Regions from separate parts of the Homo sapiens genome. Here all the other regions are linked to region 3. Evidence: chromatin loops called from intact Hi-C (ENCODE). Cell type or tissue: PC-9. All regions are shown on one strand. Region 1 has its middle 65 kb from the start of SMIM36. Region 2 has its middle 65 kb from the start of MMD. Region 3 has its middle 12 kb from the start of MMD.

Evidence for each region. Hi-C counts contacts between places; a loop is a spot of excess contacts. Peaks named below come from ENCODE experiments on the same cell type or tissue, not always from the same donor. Only the 100,000 strongest peaks of a DNase experiment are listed, where the experiment ranks them.
Region 1: it touches region 3 in a loop (17-fold over the local background); 4 of 110 quality-filtered maps call a loop at or near these places.
Region 2: it touches region 3 in a loop (5-fold over the local background); 5 of 110 quality-filtered maps call a loop at or near these places.

Annotation. Positions count from the first base shown.
Region 1 is chr17:55,573,988-55,578,987 of GRCh38, reverse strand. No RefSeq gene overlaps it. Among named protein-coding and RNA genes, the nearest start is that of SMIM36, 65 kb to the right of the region's middle. RefSeq lists enhancers at 2,026-2,095, 1,775-2,974. In PC-9, no CTCF peak of the experiment used is centred here; a DNase peak (open chromatin) is centred at 2,677; H3K27ac peaks cover 719 bases.
Region 2 is chr17:55,354,400-55,359,399 of GRCh38, reverse strand. No RefSeq gene overlaps it. Among named protein-coding and RNA genes, the nearest start is that of MMD, 65 kb to the left of the region's middle. In PC-9, CTCF peaks have their summits at 2,285 and 2,488 (motif pointing right); a DNase peak (open chromatin) is centred at 2,459.
Region 3 is chr17:55,430,940-55,435,939 of GRCh38, reverse strand. No RefSeq gene overlaps it. Among named protein-coding and RNA genes, the nearest start is that of MMD, 12 kb to the right of the region's middle. RefSeq lists a silencer at 3,425-3,625. In PC-9, no CTCF peak of the experiment used is centred here; DNase peaks (open chromatin) are centred at 1,989, 2,569 and 3,389; H3K4me3 peaks cover 455 bases; H3K27ac peaks cover 2,487 bases.

The DNA.
Region 1 (5,000 bases), 140 kb before region 3:
TACAAAAATTAGCAGGGTAGGATGGCACATGCCTGTAAACCCAGCTACGTTAAGAGGCTGAGGCATGAGAATCGCTTGAACCCAGGAGGCAGAGGTTACGGTGAGCCAAGATGGCGCCACTGCGCTCCAGCCTGGGTGATAGAGTGAGACTCTGTCTCAAACAAACAAACAAGAAATTATAAATATATATTTATATATTTAGCCCAGTTAGAATTTCTCCTGGTTTTATATATATACACATATATACACACACACACATATATATGTATATATATAAATTATATATATAAAATAAACCAGGAACACACACACATATATATAATTATATATATATAATCGCATATACATATAATCTTGTTATTTCAACAGCTTTTGGGGTACAAGTGGTTTTTGGTCATATGGATGAATTGTATAGTGGTGAAGTCAGATTTTAGTGCACTGGTCACCAAGGAGTGTACATTGTACCCAATATGTGATTTTTCATCCCTCACCCCTGCTCACTCGCCCCACTTCTGAGTATCCAGTGTCCATTATACCTCTCTGTATGCTTTTGTGTACCCATAGCTTAGCTCCCACTTAGAAGTCAGAATATATATTTGGTTTTCCATTTCTGAGTTACTTCACTTAGAATGATAGCCTCTAACTCCATCCAAGTTGCTGCAAAAGACATCATTTTGTTTATTTTTTATGGCTGAGTAGTATTCCATGGTGTATATATAACACATTTTCATTATCCACTTATCAATTGATGGTCCATTATCTTTGCAATTGTGAATTGTGCTGCCATAAACATATACATGCAGGTGTCTTTTCAATATCACTACTTCTTTTCCTTTGGGTAGATACCCAGTAGTAGGACTGCTGGATTGAATGGTAGATTTACTTTTAGTTCTTTGAGAAATAGCCATAATGCTTTTCATAGAGGGCTGTGCTAATGATGGCGCCTGCAGCCCATCTGGGGCAGCCGCTGCCATTACGCTGGCTGCAACAGCGAAGCTCAGCCAGGGCTGCACACTCCGTGGAGCTGGCAACAAGTGGGAATCACAACACTTCCGAGCTGATGGGGAGGGAATTCCCCAGGTGCAGCCACAACAGCCCAAGTCATGGCTGCAGACTCGGGCCTCCCACTCCACAGAGCAGGAAGGAGCCCCACCCCCTCGGGCACAGCTGCAGCCACCAAACCCAGACTGCACAGTCGGGCATCTCTGCACTGTCGGGGCATGGGAAGGCCTCCCCTGAGAGGAGGAGAATCTCTTGAACCCGGAGGCGGAGGTTGCTGTGGGTCAAGATCGCGCCACTGCGCTCCTGCCTGGGCAACAAAGGCGAAACTCCGTCTCAAAAAAAAAAAAAAAATTTTTGAAGTAGGGACTATTATTATTCCTATTTTACAGATAATGAAACTGAAGTCTTCAAGGAGATTATATAATTTGCCTATGTTTACACAGCTACCACGTAGAAAATGTGGGATGCTACGCAGTCTAACAGCTTTCATTTTCAACCGCATGTGATACTGATTCCTGCTGTGAAAGAAAGAATGGTAATTTCTTGGAGTTACAGTTCAGGGAACTATAACAGTGGGCCCTGACACAGTATGGTGCGGGGAGAGGGTCCAAGAAGGCTTTTCCTGAGGAAATGAGGTTTCAGCAGAGAAATGAAGGGGAAAAAAGGAGTTAACTAGGCATGTGGAAGTTGGAGGAGCTTTGTATGTAGAGGAAACCGCATGCAGGGCGGGCCTGGGTTGGAAAGCAGCATTATGCTCTTGAAGAAGTGAAAGTTCATTCCACGGGCTGTTGTTCACTTCATGGTGGCGAGGCTGGAAGTGATGATGACTGTGTGTGCCATGGGGAGAGAAATGAACTGATGTGGGTCAGTGCATTTCTGCTCTGACTACCCGGGGGCCCATCACTACAGCAGTGGCCTTATTTTTCCTATTAAGTCTCTTTCAGTTTGAGTTCAAGATCACTAGCATATTATCCTTTTCTCAGCCCTGTGTCTGCCTTCTCATTAGTATTTGGATGAAGATGAAACTCCTTAAAATCCCTCCGAGTGCTGCGTGGGCTGGAGGCTTCTGCTCTCCGCTGTCCTTTTCACCCTGCTCCCTCCTACTCTCTGTGCTCCCAGCTTCTCACTACGCTGAATATTTTTTTTCAGTCCTTTATGCTCCTTTTGTCTCCTTTTGTCTGAGTGATTGTCCTTTCCCTCTTTGCTTGTTCATGTATTCAAAAATTATTTTCTAGCACCTGCTATGTGTTAGGCACTGTTGTAGGCACTGGAGTTACAACTAAAATTCAAGACATGTATGGAGGGGTTGGGTTGGGAAGGGCAGACAGAGAAAAAAGAGGAAGTAAACAAGAAGAAATAGCAGCTCATGATGACATCATGCAGAGAATTAAAGTCAAAAGATCTGATGGAGAGAAACTAGGTGTAGGTTGGATTGGGTGGTTAGGGAAGACCTTTCTAAAGATGTAATATTTAAGCTTGAGATCTGGATAACGAAAGGAGACAGACAGACAAAAGTAACAAGGAAAAATATGTCAGAAAGAGAGAACTACAAGCTCAAAGGCCATTAGCTGGGAATAAGCATGGAATGTTTGAAGAACTGAAAGAAGGATTGTGTGACCAGAGTGGAGTTAGGGGTGGGGCTCGGGGTGGGAGTGGAAATAGTAACAGTTGAGTCAAAAGTTATGAATGTCGGGTGTCGTAGGGCTGTGTGAGTCAGTGGGAGGAGTTTAGATTTTATTCCAGTTACCACTGGAGGGATTTTAGAAGAGCGACAGGATAGGATTTACCTTTTAGCTGAGATTTACCTTTTGGCTGCTAAGTGGAGAATGAAGTCTTGGTGGAAACACTGAAATAGTTCACGAGAGAGGGGATGTTGATGTCTTGGCCCTGGGTAGTGGTGTGAAAGTGGTGGATTTTGCATACTATAAGGGAGGAGCAGGCAGTGTTAACTGACAAACTGCTTTGGGGTAGGGGGAGTGAGGGAAAGAGGAAAATCGGAAAGAATTCCTAAACCTTTGTTTTGATCAATTGGAGGGACGGTGGTGCCACTTACTAAAACAGAAAGGCTATGAGAAGGGTTGATGTTTGGTGTGAGCAGGACTGAGAATTCTGCTTTGAACATGCCAAGGTGAGATGCCTGTGTGCCATCCAAGTGAACTCTCAGGTCTGAAGTTTTGAGGAGAGAAAGGACTAAATGTGTACGTGTGAGAGAAATCGTCACATACATGGTGCTCAAAGCCATGGAGAGATGTGTGGGTAGGGAAGAAATGAGGGCCCATCTGGTTCACTGCTGCCCAGTGTTCCCCAGTGTTTCCCCCTCTGGTGTCTCCTTCCTCACTGGTGCCTTCCTGATCCCCTGCTTAGAAAAATCCCTGTTGTAAACACTTATAACCATTGTGTACCCTCCTTCACAACTCTCAACACAGTTGAAATCTCCATGTATTTGCGTAATCAGTAATGCAATGATAATGTGACTAGGTGATAGATCCGTGAGCGTAGAGACTCTGCTTTTGTTCATCATGTGAAGAAAGATCACCCAAAACTTAGAAATAAGGAAAGAAGGATGACTGCGTGTTCTGTCCATGTCATAGAGCATTGGGTAATAAGCCTGTCCATGGGTCAACTGGTTTTCATTTGATGTACTTTTTACCTTAATAAAGGGCCAGACTCTGTAAAGTTAAGGTTGAACTTGTAGGAAACTGATAATATGTAAATGATTTTTGTCTAGTAGACAGAATTATTACCCCCAAAGTTATGATTTTACTATACTGTAGAAATTGACTGTTTTTTAATCCAATTTAGAAATCTTATTCCAGCACTTTTTTGGTTAAACTGACTCTCTTCTTCTATCTCTCTCTCCTTTTCTACATGTACATATGTATTCATATATGTATATATAGCATATATTTTTTTTACCCCATATCTTTCTTTGAATCGGCTTGATTATCTTGATGAATCCCTCATGAATGACTCAAATACAACTTTGACATTTGCTCTCTGTGTTTTTCATGAGAATTATGTTTTTAACATTTTGAAAATTGTACACTGACAGGTATTCTCATGGTCTCCCAGCATTTTACACAGTAAAGCCCCTGATGCAGAGTCTATACTCAATACCTATTTCCTAAATGAAAGAATAAACTGGCCTAGGACCTAATGAATATAACTAAGGTTTATGAGGCCAACTCTTATCTCTACTAAGTGTTTGGAAAAATACATGGTAATAAGGCTCTGAGAAAGGGCCCATGCAGGTCACCCATCAAGTACCTCTGCAATGTCTAACTCCTCCAAGAGTGATTATCCTTGTCAAGGCAACAATCTTCAGAGGGCACTGCTTAGCTTAGCAACAGAATCTTCAATATAATTTTTTATAATGCCTATTGCAAACAAGTGACCCAGGTATGGATTTGATCTGGGACTCCTTAAAGACCACAAAATTATTAGTTAAGAATGACTTAATCCACAATATGGGAGAAACAACATTCACTTTACTAAGTTGTTAACCTAAGCATAAATCTATACATATGATATAAAAGAAATATATAGTGTTCCAGTATTAAATTTCATTTCCTCGTTTTTAAGAAATTAGTGAATTCTTATTCAGGTGTAGCTCAGGGCAAAACGTCTGTCTTGGTATGTCCTAGAGTCTCTTTTTTCTCTCCTCTTTCCTTTTCCCTCTCATCTCTCTCACCTTGTTCATGTTTTGAATATTCTCCCCTCTTTCCTTTCCCCTCTCATCTCTCTCACCTTGTTCATGTTTTTAATAGTCCATTGATCCCATTCTTTGTTTTAATTATTGATCCATATATTACTTGTTGTCTTAATATATACGGATCCATATATTACTTATTGTTTTAATATATGGATCCATATATTACTATTGCTTTTTTTTCTTTTTTTGAGAGTGAGTCTCGCTCTGTCGCCCAGGCCGGAGCACGATCTCGGCTCACTGCAACCTCCGCCTCCCGGGTTCAAGCAATTCTCTGCCTCAGCCTCCT
Region 2 (5,000 bases), 77 kb after region 3:
ATCACTTACAAAATTGTTTTGACCTTGATGGAATTTATGTTGGGAAATAAAATTTATATTTCTTATTTTTACTGTTTGTTGCTTCCACTTTCCATGAACTTTTTGAAGTCTTCTCATACCTTTATTTTTATGCATGTTTTCTTAGAACTTATTTATAATAACTACTTTGAAGTCTTTGTCTGCTAAGTTCAACATCTGGGCCTTCTCTAAGGCTGTTTCTGTTGCCTGCTTTTATGGGTCATATTTCCCTGTTTCTTTTAATGTCTCACAACTTTTTACTGAAAACTGGACATTTTAGATCACATATCATAGCAATTCTGAATGCTGATTCTCTGGGGCTTGTTGTTTCCTTCGTCATTTGTTTAATAGCTAAGCTTAAGTAGTTCTTCAAAGTCTATTGCAGTGTGCAGCTTCTAATGTCCCTGCTTAGATTTTTTTCCCTTATTCTTATCTTTTTTTTTTTTTTTTTCCTGACAGAGTCTCACTCTTTCTCGCCCAGGCTGGAGTGCAATGGCACGATCTTGGCTCATTGCAACTTCTGCTTCCCATGTTCAAGTGATTCTTCCAGCTCAGCCTCCCGAGTAGCTGGGATTACAGCCACTCGCCATCATGCCCAGCTAATTTTTGTGCTTTTGTAGAGATGGTGTTTCACCATGTTGGCCAGGCTGGTCTCGAACTCCTGACTTCAGGGGATCTGCCGCCCCCGCCCTGCCACTTCGCCTCCCAAAGTGCTGGGATTACAGGCATGAGCCACCAAACCTGGCCCCCTTATTTTTATCTTTTAGCCTGGCTAGATAGGGGTTTTCTCTAGGTCAGCATAAGCCATTTACTAGTCAAAGGTTATGCCTCAGTGTCCTTAGTCTGTTAGGTTTTTTTACCCTTTACTGTCGGAAATGATATGTGTGATGTGGAGGCTCTTATCACAGTTCAGGGAGCTTACTACTTTTCTCCCGTGTTCACCTAGGAACTAGCAGCCTGGTGGTTCTCTCTCTGATTGCTTCTTGGAGGATGCAGCCTTGGGTATGCACATAGTCTTCCAGACTTTCAGGGATGACTATGATTTTATTTTTAAGCTTGGCTGTCTTGGAGTCACTCCTGCGCCAGAATAACATATTGTTCAGTCAGTTGTTAATCAGAAGTTGTGCTTATGCCCTTTTTACCAATAAAATTTCCACCCTATGTTGATGGGCCTGTGGGTGACTTGAGAAATGCTATGAAATCTGCCCCACATCCTGCTCTGATTTTTCCCAAGTGAGTGCAGCCTAGCACAGCCTTTCTGATTGGACTTGACTGTATGCATAGAAGGGCTCTTCTTGGCTGTCTCTTTCCGTGGTCTCCCTATTAAACTTCTGAATACTCTGCTATTTTGTTTGTATACGCACATACCAGCTGCCTCTTCATTGCTCTCCCAACAAGATTACCATTATTTTTAAGAATGCTCTTACGTATGGAGTTCACCCTTTGTTCCAAATAAAGTCAGTCTCCTCAGGCAGAGCTATGGTGTTTTGCTCTTTGTGGCCTGCCTTTCCCACTAGGTAGAGCACCTGTGCCACTGCACTGAAGCTGGAACAGAGATCCTCTTTCCCCAGAGTGACATCCCTGCTCCATGACTAGGTACTGGGGTTGGGGAGTGTGGAGACCCCTTATCTTCTCATCTTACCTCTCCCAGCATGTAACCTCTCACTTGCAAGTGAACTGAGGTGTAGGAAATCAGTCCTCCAGTATTCTTGACTTGCTGTGCCTACAGCAGAGCTTCCACCTTATAACTGGGGGTTGGATGACACTTCTTGGCATACTCATGTGGAACAGAACTTCTGCAGACTGGGGCTTAGTGGAGTGAGAAATACTAGCATCCTGTCTTTTTTAGGGTGAAACCATAGCCTCAAACTAGGATGTAGAGAGAGATGGAGCCCTGTCTTGGCTGCTCATATACTGGGTAGAGTTTCCATAATAAGGAAGAAGATTAATGGGCAAATCGCAGCTCAAATGCCACAGACTCTTGCTATTATGATTGAAATTTTAAAGATTTTCTTGAATTAATGTTTCTTATTTGCTGTATGGCCCTTACAACACTTTCCAGACACTTTAAATGATGGATATTTTAAATAATTTTCTCTAATTCGATTGTTGTTTTGCTGGGGAAAGAGTCCACCAAACTTGTTATTCCATTCTCCCAGAAGTCCCACCTCTTAATTCCTCTTTATATATTCACCATAATATCTCTTTGCACCTAATATAGAAGTGAAAAGCACAAGCTCCAGTGTAACCAGCCTGAATTCAAGTCTCTAGTCTGCCACTTGTTAGCTGTGTTACTTAGCACATGTTATTAAACTAATAGTAGCTACCTCAGGGGATTGTGGTGAGAGTAAATGAGCTAATCCATTGAAAATGCCTAGCATGGTATTTGTCTCAGAGTTAGGCATCCCCTAAAGGATGGCTGTCATGTTCATCTTGGTAACCCTGCATGATGACAGATTGCCACAAGGGGGCACCAAGAACCATGTATAATGATGAAGGACTAGAGGGATTCAGTTAGGTCGCTCTAGCAGTTACATTTGTAGGCTCACGTTTACATTTGTAAGCCAGCCAGAGGTAGGTATTTTCCCAGAAAACAAAAGAAAGAGGTTGAAGGCATGTTATAAACATTGCCATACCATTTCCTACAGAAGATGGAAATTCAGGATCCTTCCTAAACATCACCAAGCCATTTCCCCAACTTGGAAGCTTAGCTAAGCAAAAGGAACTATGCTGTGAAAGGGGGAGTGTCTCTTGATTTGCAAGGTACTTTCCTGTGTACAAGGCACTGTTCCATGAGTTGAGGGGATTCAAAGGCTCCCTTAAGGAGCAATCAACTGTAGTAAGTTGGCATTTACTTATTGAGTGTCTGCCATGTGCTAAGGATTCTCAATAGCTTAAGGCATCATTATGCCATTCCTTTTGTTTTTATTGAAGAGTTCCCCAGAGGCTTGGCTGAGGATTTAGCCCATGTCCAGAGGATGATAAAAAGTCAACAGACAATCTGGAGCAGGGAGAGGACAACTTAATGAAGAATGAATTTAGCATGATTGATTGATTGATTTTTATTTTATTTTATTTTTTTTTGAGACAAGGTCTCACTCTGTCACCCAGGCTGGAGTGCAGTCCTGCGATCTCAGCTCACAGCAACCTGTCTCCCAGGTTCGATAAATTCTTCTGCCTCAGCCACCTGAATAGCTGGCATTACAGGAACACACCACCACACCTGGCTAATTTTTACATTTTTAGTAGAGACGGGGTTTTGCCACGTTGACTAAGCTGGTCTCGAACTCCTGACCTCAAGTGATCCACCTGCCTCGGCCTCCCAAAGTGCTAGGATTACAGGTATGAGCCACTGCGGCCAGCCAGAATGAATTTAGCTCGATTTATTTAGAGTGGAGTGCAGGAAAGAAGAGCGTCAAAGGCCAGGGATGCCCATGGCAATGTTGAAACAGATTGATGTGAAGTCAAACACTATTAAAGCAGAAATTCCTAATATAATTAAATTTTAAGAGAAATCACAATAGTTAACAGAAATAAAAATGAAGCTGTTGTTCTGGCTGAAACAAGAGTAGCAAGCCTGGGTCTCCATCTACTAAGCTGCTTTCTCACCTTCTAACAGTCCAGAAAATGGTAGTTTTTGAAAACGGAATAGAATGTTGGAAGAATCTTGGGTGCATCTCTGTGTAATACAGTTTGAAACCCACTCTAATGGTTCAAACAGTAAGGTGAATGGATGAAGACCCAGGATAAAGGATGGTTGTGAGGATGGAGAAAATGAGGCAGAAGGATGATCCAACGCCTTCACCCCAGCTGCCTCAGGGCACGCTCGGCTCAGTCACAGCTGCATCCTTTTCACTTTGCATCCTTCTTTGCAGTATTTCTCCTGTTTTTCTTCTCATTCTGTCCATTGCTTCATGCTAGTCTAGGATCAGGGTCTGAGCCCAATTTGTGGCATTAATCGTGTTTCTTGTCTTTAGTTATAATTCATATTTGCCTCTCCCCTCCTGGAAATAACCCAGTCTTCTCATGGACCTGGGAAGCCACTGTGTTGTTAGGATTTTTTAGCTTTTGTGAAAATGAGAAAAAGAAAGAATGAAGAGCATCTAGCAACTGATTATATATATCAGTTTGAAATACATATATGTATGTTTATACACACCTGCACGCGTGTGCACACACACACACACACACACACACACATTACTTGCCTGGGATTAAATAGCTAACTAGGAAGTGGCAGAGCCAGGGCTTAAACTGACATCTGTCTGACTCCAAAGCTCTTATGCTTGGTATTTATGGATTCTAAGCTTCTTTGCCTGTTTTCCAGACCATCCATATTTGAGGCCCCTCTAACAATCCTATCCTATTTCACATTTCTAGTCAATAGACATCTACCAACTTGAATGCAGTTAGGAAGCCTTTTGTACACAGCATTATTGTACATTCTCAGGTCAATATCTTAGTTTGAGGATTACACTTTATTCCATTAAATTCAGCAAATATTTATTGGGTGATTACTGTCTATCAGGTACTGAATAATAGAAAAAAATACAGAGAGAGATTAACTGATTTCAAAGCACTTTCATACTTTATCTCATTGAATCTGCATAGAAACTTCATAAAGTAGTTATGGCAGGTAAAATTATCCCAATATTCCAGATAAGCAAACTAAGGTTCAGACAGTTTGACTGTCTAATGTCACACAAATCTTACCAATTCACCAAGGTCCAGCTAAGAATCTCCTGCACTAAGTCTTCTTTCAAGAAGTTATGGCAGTGATGTGGCTCTATAGTTAGCAGCTTCCTGATTTGGTTTCTGGCAGTAACATCAGCAGCTCTCCTAAGCAGAGTGATCTTAGGGGCTGGGAGCTGTTCTTAGAAACTTAACTAGGAACCTGATCCTTGGACCTTCCCAACCATTAGTAATTCATTTAATACCTGGGAATAATTTCTTAGTTTTTAAAACCGTCTGCAGTGGTTTCT
Region 3 (5,000 bases):
GGGACTACGGGTGCCCGCCACCATGCCCGGGTAATTTTTTTTGTATTTTTAGTAGAGATGGGGTTTCACTGTGTTAGCCAGGATGGTCTCGATCTCCTGACCTCATGATCTGCTCGCCTTGGCCTCCCAAAGTGCTGGGATTACAGGCGGGAGACATCGCAACCCACCCTTCCTCCTTTCATAGGTTCTCCTTGTTTAGAAAATTAGACGCCAACTCTTTAGCTTGGTATCAGAATCCTTCATGACAATGCCAATGTTTCAACACACATAATACACTCTTCCCCATTAAGTCAATAACCTACACTTGAACAAAATCAGACCATCTGCTGTGGTCCCAGTGGGCATGATATGTCCCCATCTCTGAAAGCTTACTCATAGTATTCACCCAGTCTGTATGCAATATATTTTTCACTCGTCTTTGCTGGTTGGTATCTTCTCATCCTTTACCATCCAAGCCAAGTGACTTTCTCTATGAAGACTTTCTTTAAAACCCCAGTAGATAAAATATGTCTATCCCTCTCTGTGATACCTTAACACTTTATATACTTGATACTTTCATTACCATACTTTTCATACACTTCCTTGGTATAGAGTTATTTTGTAAATTCCTCCAGATTTTAAGTGCCTTGAAAGAGAATTTGTTTCTTATTCATCTCTATTTCTCCTCCTGTGACTGGCTCCCACCGTCACTGCCCCCACAATATGCACAGTGCAGGCCATGCTGCCTTATACACTATAGGCATTTGATAAATGTGGGCTGGTTATGGGACTCTCTGGGATGTAAGAAAGCACTTAATTGGAATGAAGATTGGGAAGAGTTCCCTATCCAGCTTAAGTGGGGCAAGAAAGAGCAGATGCTATAACCCAGGGGCTTTGAGCACTTATTAAAATTAGATATTGAATGTCTGAGAACAAATTCTAGCACATACTGAGTATTAGGCATATTTTAGATGCTAGCCACCCCCTCTTCTAGAAGATCTGCCTCCTACCCACAACCCCCGATGAAGTGGTGAATGAATCATCTGTCTTTGTTCCACTGCAGTCCCCACTCCATCTTGAGTCAAAGCCTACCTACCCTACAGCCTCATGAGACAAGATGAGCTCAGCCACTGTCTCTCTCCACTAAGATTTCAAGTTAGGACTTAAAAATACTCAAGTAGGAGCTATAAACTCTAAAATTGTTGCAATACTAACAACAACAAGAACAACTGTATTTATTGAGTGTATACTATGTGCCAGTCACTGTGTGGCACATAGTACGTGCTCAATGTACTTAAGGACAATATCTTTACTCCTCACACTACTGTGAAGATGAGGCTGTTATTACCCCCATTTTATTTTATTTTTTATTCTTATTTTTTGAGACGGATTCTTGTTCTGTTGCCCAGGTTGGAGTGCAGTGGCACCATCTTGGCTCACTGCAACCTTTGCCTCCCAGGTTCAAGCGATTCTCCTGCCTCAGACTCCCGTGTAGCAGGAGCTACAGACGGGCACCACCACACCTGGTTAGTTTTTGTATTTTCAGTAGAGACAGGGTTTCACCATTTTGGCCAGGCTGGTCTTGAACTCCTGACCTCAAGTGATCCGCCTGCCTCAGCCTCCCAAAGTGTTGAGATTACAGGTGTGAGCCACTGTGCCCGGCCTCCCCCATTTTACAGGTGAGAAAAGTGGAAAACAGAGAAGTGAAGTTTTAAATCGATAGTCAAACTCCAGCAACCTATCTCCAGAGTCTATGCTCTTAACCACTATACTAAAACATGTTTCCCCGGGGCAGGGCAAGTCAAGGTGAAATGTCTCAAGGACTCAAAGATGGGGCACTGACAAGCCAAGGAGTAAGCAAAGGAAGTCAGTCTACAGACGTAAAAACAACTATGGGGTAGGAGCAAAGGGAGAAACATACATGAAAGATTACACAGCCATGAGGCAGCCACAGAAAGACACAGGACAACCCCATTTCCCCATAGCTATAAAATTCCTGCGGCTTGGCAACATCACATTTCCTGCCTTAGGATTTTGTAACCCTCACTGCTTATGATAAACTGACCTTTGCACTAGCTAAATAAGTGGAGCATAAAAAGAACCTGGTGTATATTGTTAAAAGCCTGTGTCTCCATGTTCAGTGTGGACTCAGAAGTCACACTCATTGCTCAGTCCTCAAGTCAGGCCAGCTCCCACTTTGCAGATCATGAGTGAGAAGACCTTATTGGAGCTCTAGCACTGCCAAGTTATTAAAACGGAGAAACTTTGAACTGGTCCTTAATGTGTTTGGACTTCAGCAGCTTCATTTATAAAATGAGTGTCAGGGGAGGGAAGAACCAATAACAAAACATTAGACCTGCCATCTGCCTCCAGCCAAAAGTTGTGACTGAGGCTCAGTGGAAAGGCCATGCAAACGTGGAACTTTTTTTTTTTTTAAGCTTAGCATTCCTTCGGGCTTGTGTGTAAACCGTGACTGTTATCGGTGGTGGTAAGCCAGTCAGTAAAGAAAAAAGTAATGCTACCTATCACGCTGGCATTGCCCTCTCTCACATCTCTGTTTACAAAGTTACAGGTATTGCCAGAAAATACCCGCATTCCTTTGTTCTCACTAATGAGTCAACTCTGGAAGCACCAGTCCCTTTATCAGTAAGACAGATCTACCTTGTCCAAGCCTCTGTTTACTCATCAACAGAAACATTCTCCTGGGCTGTTCTCCATAGTCTTGGCTCACAGTCTTCCTGTGTCTTTGTGCTTCACCAGACTTTACCTTTTCTGCCCACTTGGACCTAGATGACCTCCCACCCCCAACAACAAGGACTGTGATTCCTGCCAGCGAGTCTCTTGTTTGTTTTGGGGAGAAGCTTACTTGGCAACAAAGAGATGGGACAGATAGTTATTAGCTTGAGTGCCCAGACAGTGTGATTCTCTGATACAGTTAAATTTACAGGACACAGAGATGTTACATTTAATTGAGTTTTGTTGTAGATTTATTTTGCTGAATAAAATTCACAGGAGGCCATTGGTTTGGACTGAGCTCCCCCTGCACTAGATCCACCAGGCCAAACCAAAATGGAGTCACTCGTGCTAATGTTCTGTGCTACCATGTCGGAACTGAGTTGTTTATCTGACCTACCAAGAAATCAAGAGATAATAGCCATCTCCCCAAACAGGCGAGTTTTAGGAAGCCTGCTCTGCCTTAACCTTTACAAGAAAAGCAACTTTGAACACCAATCTACTCTTTGTTCTCTGTTGGGGCTTTCCTCAGCCCTTGCCGAGAAGCTAACCTCCCCTGCTCAGCTCATAGGAACACTCATTCAATTTTATGGAATGAGGTGTTGCCCAACTCTAGAATGGCAAACAAAAGCCAATTAAGATCTTTAAATTTGTTGTAATTTTGTCTTTTGACAGTTTGTAAATGAACTATGCTGCCTTCATAAATATTACTTATATTGGGTTGTCCCCAACTTCAGAAAGGTCTTATGTCTCATCAAAACCACAATATCACTAAATCATAGTCTTCCTGTCTTGTAACTCTTGCAGACATGACCACAATTTCCCACAAATAAATGATAAGATATTTGAAGCTTGCTTTGTTAGATTATGGAATGGGAAGGACCCCGGCAAGTTAAAAGCCCTGGGGTAGGATTGCCAGATAAAATACAGAATGCTGAGTATATATGTGTGTATATATATATATTTTCTTTTATATATATATATTTTTTTCTTTTTTCTTTTTTTTTTTCTTTGCTCTGTTGTCTAGGCTGGAATGCAGTAGCATGAACACAGCTCACTGCAGCCTCAACCTCCTGGGCTCAAGTGCTCCTCCTGCCTCAGCTTCCCAAGTAGCTGGGACTACAGGCCTGGGCCACCATGCCTGGCTAATTCCCTTCCCTTCCCTTCCCTTCCCTTCCCTTCCCTTCCCTTCCCTTCCCTTCCCTTCCCTTCCCTTCCCTTCCCTTCCCTTCTCCCTCCCCGCTCCCCCTCCACTCCCCTTCCCCTTCCCTCCCCTCCCCTTCCCCTCCCCTCCCCTTCCCCTCCCCTGCCCTTCCCCTCTCCTGCCCTTCCCCTCCCCTCCCCCTCCCCCTCCCCCTGCCCTCCCCTCCCTTCCCTTCTGTTTTTGTAACGACGAGGTCTTGCCATGTTTTCCAGGCTGGTCCTGAACTCCTGGGCTCAAGCAGTCCTCCTGCCTCAGCCTCCCAAAGTGCTGGGATTACTGGCATCAGCTACCACATCCAGCCCCAAGTTAAATTTGAACTCTAGATAAATAATGAATAAACAACCAATATTGCATGGGGCAGAATTATACTAAAAAATTATTTGCTGATAACTGAAATTCAAACTTAAAGGGAATCCTATATTTTTATTTGCTAAATCTGGCAACCCTACCCAGATGTCCAATTCTGACTCTTACAACAGGTAAGAGTTGTAAATTTAAATTTGTCATCCTCAGAATCCTCCATAAAATGAAAAGGCTGAACAAGATGAATCCTAAGGTTTCTTGCAGTTCAATAATTATGTAATTCTGTGACTCAAGTACTAATGAACTACAAATGTGACACTGGGCAAGTTAATTTCTTGGTGGATCAATTTCCTCCTCTTCAAAATAAGGATGATAAAGCCAATGTCAAAATTATTAGATGAATAGACCTGGTTTATGACTTGTCTTAGATAAACAAAGCTAGATATTAGTTAAAGAGGTGAAAGCAGATTTTATTCAACTACTGACAGTAAGGAAAGAGTTGGGCTGCCTTCTGATTTGTGCAAAGGTAACTGGGCATTTTAAAGGGAAAATAAGGGAGGAGGAAGTGTGAGCAACTGCAGCTCAGGCAGAGTCAGGGAAAGTGAAAAATGACCAAGGGTTAGTCAGGGTAAATGTGATTAGGCTGGCTGCATCTGCTAGCTGGCAATTATGGAAGTCAGGATTCTATCCTCCCGCAGAGACTGGGACTCCCAGGCCCTATTCTTCCTGATTATATTTCAAAGGAATAGTTTTCAGGTCCTTGAGAAAGATACTCCTGAGT